Regions from separate parts of the Homo sapiens genome. Here region 2 is linked to region 1. The links are chromatin contacts, found by Hi-C or POLR2A ChIA-PET in ENCODE. All regions are on one chromosome and are shown on one strand. Each heading gives the region's core, a stretch centred on a gene start or an enhancer-like site at or near the end of the contact. The rest is flanking DNA. Distances are from core to core; before and after follow the strand shown.

Region 1 (2,700 bases), core at 56-2,555:
GGCAGCGTGACTAGCCATAGCATGGTTGACCTGCTTGAGAAATAGCCTAGAAACTACTGGGGCTTTAGTGGAGTAGGTGAGGAGGAGAATGGTGGTCTCTGAGAACAGAGGTATGAAGGGTTCATGTTCTTCAGTTATATGAAATATTTACATTGCCTTTGATAACTTCTTAGCCATTTTTTACCTCTCTTCTCTTTTCTGGATTTCCTGTCAATCAGGTAACAGGATTCTATTGCCATCTCTACTTTGCCTGCTATTAGTTCCTATTTTTGTTGTTGATTAAAAAAAAATTCTTTTTACTATCAGTTTAGTGGGGATTGGAGGGAGATTTGAAATAAAGGTCTTGTATAACTTACCATGTTTTTAAAAAATGTGAACTTTTGCTTTTGATAATCATGACAGTTTTACCAGGAAAAAGTTATATTAGTGACATGGAAATGGGCTCTCCACATTTGGCGAATAGGTTCACTTTAGGAAGACTAAGTCTATTTTGACAGCTAGGTTCTTTAATAGAAAATACTTAATACTTTTATTAAGTGAAGAAAATCATGTGATATAAGATTTGTTACAGAACACCTACAAAACATACATTATCATGGGATTTTATTTTATTTTTTATGAAATCATGTTTAAAGAACTAAGTACAGTAGTCCTCCCTTATCCATGAGGGATACAGTCCAAGACCCCCAGTAGATGCTTAACAGCCACAACATGCATACCTATTATAAAGTTTAATTTATACATTGGGCAGAGTAAGACATTAATAGCAATAACTAATAAAAAAATTTATAACTATATTTAATAAAAATTGTGTGAATGTCATCTCTCAAAATATTGTACTCACCTTTCTTGTGATGACGGAAAATGATGATAAAATGGCGAAATGAGGTTAATGACATGGGCACTGTGTAGGCATTCATAAGCGGTTAAAGCTTGTGAGCTGTTTATTTCTAGAGTTTTTTCTTTAATATTTTTGGACCATGGTTGACCATAGGTAACTGAAACCGTAGACAGTAAATTGTGGTTAAGGGGAGACTACTGTATAGTGTTGGTTAAAACTCACCATTCTATTTTCTTGACTATCTTCCCGCCATTTCTCTGATGTATCCTTATCCTTATTCTCCACTTGAAATTTTACTTTTAAAGATCAACTCTTAAACTTCTTTCAGGTTTTTCCTTTAGAATTAATAGCTGTCCCTTCCGTTTTCCCATGGTATTTGGTACTTTGTTATTTGTAGCAGTTACCATGCTTTATTAGAACATTCTTATGTGAGGGACAAGTTCCTGAAAATCTGCATGGTAAATACGGGAAGTACGGTTGAGTAACATATGTAATAATCTTATGTAAAAGTAGTCATGGGAACTGAAGTTCTGAGTGAAAGCCCTCATAACTGTGCATTTAATTAAAAAAAAAAAAAGAGAGAGAGTGACCAAACTCAACAACTTAGATAGTCATTTAGATCCAGGCTTTGCTATCAGGTCTTAGGCAAGTCACTTCTGTAATCTTCAGTTCCCTATAGTTCTTAGTAAAGATAAAATGAAATAAAAATGTGGCACACAGTTCCCTACAGGCTCTACCTGATCTGGCCCTGACTACTTCTGATGTCATTGTGTGCCATTTCCCTTTCCTTCCACTTCCCTTCTTTTAGTTCTTTGCACCTGTTAGGCATATTCCTGTCACATAGTCTTTCCTATTTTTTCTCTCCCAGGAATACTCTTCCTCTAGAATTGTGTGGCTTGACTGACTAGTGGCTAGTTTCTTGTCATGATTCATGTCTTTAGCTTCTTAGAGAGGATCCTGTTGATGGTCAACCTTTACATTTGTTTTGTTTTCTTTCTTCCTTTTTTGTGATAAGATCTCATTATGTTGCCAGCGCGGGATTGCAGTTGGCTATTCACAGGTGCTATTAAAGCTTACTGCAGCCTTGAACTCCTGGCCTCAAGTGATCCTACTGCCTGTTTAATTTTCTTTTTTCTTTTTTCGAGACAAGGTCTCACTCAGTTTCGCAGGCTGGAGTGCAGTGGCTCAATGTCAGCTCACTGCAACCTCTGCCTCCTGGGCTCAAGCGATCCTCCCACCTCAGCCTCCTGAGTAGCTGGGACAGGCATGTACCACCACACCCAGCTAAGTTTTTGTAGAGACATGCTTTTGCCCTGTGGCCCAGGCTGGTCTGGAACTCCTGAGCTCAAGCCATCTGCCCACCTTGACCTCCCAAAGTTATGGGATTACAGGTGTGAGCCGCCACACCCGGCCTTTTTCTTTTTTGAGACAGAGTCTGGCTCTGTTGCTCAGACTGGAGTGCAGTGGCATGATCCCTGCTTACTGCAACCTCCACCTCCTAGGCTCAAACCATCCTCCCACCTCAGCCTCTCCAGTAGCTGGGACTACAGGTGCGTGCTACCACACCCAGCTAATTTTTTTAAAATTTTTTGTAGAGACAGGGTTTTGCCGTGTTGCCCAGGCTGGTCTTGAACTCCTGAGCTCAAGCGATCTGCCTGCCTCAGCCTCCCAAACTGCTGGAATTACAGGTGTGAGCCACTGCACGTGGCGTATTTTCTTAATAGCACGTGTTTCGCTCTAAAATTATCTTGGTTTTTTGGTCTCATTTGCATGTAATTTCCATGAGAGCAAAGACTTTCTATGTCCTGTTCGTGGCTGATGCCAGTGCCTAAAACAAGTGCCTAGCTCATTATAGGCTT
Region 2 (2,798 bases), core at 270-2,769, 300 kb after region 1:
CTACAGGCGCCCGCTACCACGCCCGGCTAATCGCCCGGCTAATTTTTTGTGTTTTTTTGTAGAGACAGAGTTTCACTGTGTTAGCCAGGATGGTCTCGATCTCCTGACCTCATGATCCACTCGCCTCGGCCTCCCAAAGTGTTGGGATTACGGGCGCGAGCCACCGCACCCGGCCAGGAAATTTAACATCGATAGAATACTTTTTATACAAGTCAATATTCTAATTTTATTATCCCAATCATGTCCTTTATTACTTATTTTTTCCCCTGGTGCAGGATCATGTACCACATTTGTCAGAATTTTTTTTTTTTTAGAGACAGGGTCTTACTCTGTCACCCAGGCTGGAATGCAGTGGCACGATTTCAGCTCACTGCAACCTCCGCCTCCTGGTTCAAATGATTCTCCTGCCTCAGCCTCCTGAGTAGCTGGGATTTCAGGTACGCACCACCACACCCAGCTAATTTTTTTTTTTTTTTTTTTTTTTTAGTAGGGATGGGGTTTTTGCCATGTTGGCCAGGCCAGTCTCAAACTCCTGACCTCAGGTGATCTGCCTGCCTCAGCCTCCCAAAGTGCTGGGATAAAAAGCCACCATGTCTGGCTTTTAAAATTTTTATAATTTTTTGAGACAGGGTCGTGCTCTTGTGGCCTGGGCTGGAGTACAGTGGTGCGATGAGGGCTCACTGCCACCTCGACCTCCTGGGCTCAAGTGATCCTCCCACCTCAGCCCTGGAGTAGCTGGGACTACAGGTGTGCACTACCATGCTTGGCTAATTTTTTTGAATTTTAGTACAGATGAGGTCTCACTATGTTGCCCGGGTTGGTCTTGAACTCCTAAGCTCGAGTGATCCTCCCACCGTGGGCTTTGAAAGTGCTGGGATTACAGGCATGAGTTTTCCTTTGTCTTTTATGATGGTGACATTTTAAACAGTTCAGGCAAGTTATTTTATAGAATTTCCCTCCATTTGAGTTTGCCTGATATTTGTCATACTTAGATTCATCTTTCACATTTTTGACTAGAATTCTAGGCAAATAATTTTGTGTCCTTCTGAGGGCATGATGTCCAGAGGTACATGATATTTGTAGGTGATATTCACTTTCATCATTTGGTTAAGTATTTTCCAACTTCCCCACTGCGTAATTTTTCCTATTACAAATGCAAAGTGATTTGTGGTGAGATACTTTGCGACTATGTAAATATCCTGTTCCTCATCAAACCTTAAGAACTGACTGAAAAAATTTACATTTACAAATCTAGTTATTTGGTACCCTGGGGGAATGTATTAAACTCCGAAACTGAGTTTTTCAGACAGTCAAGGGCCATGGAGTATGTGTTTGGGCTTCTTAGATACATGACTTCCTCACAGCCCGCTGAGTTCCAGAGAGGCTGAGGTTGCCCGATAGCTGTGCCCTGATCAGTGATACTGCGTTCTACCTCCACAAGGTGTGAAATCATGCATTCCTAGAAGCTGAACTGAAAACCAGAACTATGAGTCAAGGTGATTCTTAATGGCCCAGACAGCACTGTGGGAAGAGGCATAGAAGGAAATCAGGTCTGTCCATATGCAAAGCTGCTATGTGTGGGATGTTCACGTCTGGTTTCCTCCCTCGGGGTGCCTGTGAACCTCACCCCTGCTCCAATCCTGTTCCCCCTCTCTTCCTTGACTACAGTGGCATTAAATAAGAACCTATTTAAAGGGTAGAAATGGAAGGAGTTCTTTCAGACCAGATCGCTTAAATCCAGGTGAGGACTGGGGGTAAAGGACAACATGAGTGAAAAGGATGGAGTCCAATCATTCAGTTCAAAGAGGTTGCCAACATCTGTCCTTGAATCACAAAGAGGAAAGTTCTTCTCTATGCCCAACCTTTGATTCCCGCCATTCTTGTTTCCACAAGGGAATCTGCTGCCACCTGGGATAACCATTAAACATTTTCTTTTTGCTAAAAATTATTGTGTGGAAATATTACCTCAGATGACTTTGTTATACAAGAACCACCACTTCCACAACTACAGTGACTGGGATAGATCCTCAGAAAAAAAGCCTGGTCTCTATGGCAAATTATCACAGACATGAAGGCCAGTGAGCTTATTCAGAGGCCAAAGATTCTTGCTCTGCCAATATTACGGCCACATGTTTTACAAGCCTGGAGTCCATTTCTTAAAGGTATGTGTGTAGGTTCGTGATTTTAATATTAATAGCTACTGCTGACACATCACTGGAAAAACACAGGTTTTCCATTTTGACGGTAAAAGGTTTACATTTAGGATTCATTTATCCCTCCCTTAGCTTGAGTAATGAGATACAAATTACTGGTAGTGCCCTCCAAAATTCCTCAGGCTTCATAAACACAAACAGGAATTGGCAATAACAGTAATTACAGGGATGGCATTTTTTAAATAGCCGCCGCACTCTTGTGGTTTTCTTTCCTGAACTGCATCCTATATTTTTCATTTATTCAATCATTCACTGATTCAATCATTTCACCTAGTCAACAAAACTTATGTTAGGCCTTGGGGATAGGATGATGTTTTAAAAAGATACAAAGGTTTACAAATTAATTACTTAAGTCTGCATTTATAGTTCCACTGTGAAGAAATGGGCTTTGTTGCCATAAGATTCAATTCTTTCATCTTCTAAAAATCCTGAGTGAGCTATGAAGAAAAAGAATATAAATGCAATTCACTCCGAAGTGTGAAATATTACCCCTGGCTACCAGGTAAGCTGAGAAGACTGTGAGTTCACACAAATCATTGATCTTTCTTGACAACTGAATCCTAACCTGATGACCCCATTTAAAGA

What was found. A loop is a pair of places that touch in the nucleus more often than their neighbours do. ChIA-PET counts read pairs that join two places held with the same protein, here RNA polymerase II (POLR2A). Pooled maps may share reads with other maps.
Region 2: a loop to region 1 is called in a pooled map, with 2.1 times the contacts of the local background. The contact joins two enhancer-like sites. A Hi-C loop is called at or near these places in 1 of 50 pooled maps. POLR2A ChIA-PET finds 5 or more read pairs at or near these places in 3 of 52 experiments (GM10248, HCT116 and naive thymus-derived CD4-positive, alpha-beta T cell).

What each region holds. Positions count from the first base shown.
Region 1 is chr15:59,001,151-59,003,850 of GRCh38, forward strand. All of the region lies in intron 1 of RNF111 (ring finger protein 111), which reads left to right. Among named protein-coding and RNA genes, the nearest start is that of RNF111, 15 kb to the left of the region's middle. Within about 2 kb of position 1,306, at least 2 of the 41 ENCODE cell types and tissues checked have a DNase peak (open chromatin) inside an H3K27ac peak, as active enhancers do.
Region 2 is chr15:59,296,977-59,299,774 of GRCh38, forward strand. The region is part of intron 1 of MYO1E (myosin IE); the gene reads right to left. Among named protein-coding and RNA genes, the nearest start is that of MYO1E, 74 kb to the right of the region's middle. RefSeq lists a silencer at 1,299-1,358. Within about 2 kb of position 1,520, at least 6 of the 41 ENCODE cell types and tissues checked have a DNase peak (open chromatin) inside an H3K27ac peak, as active enhancers do.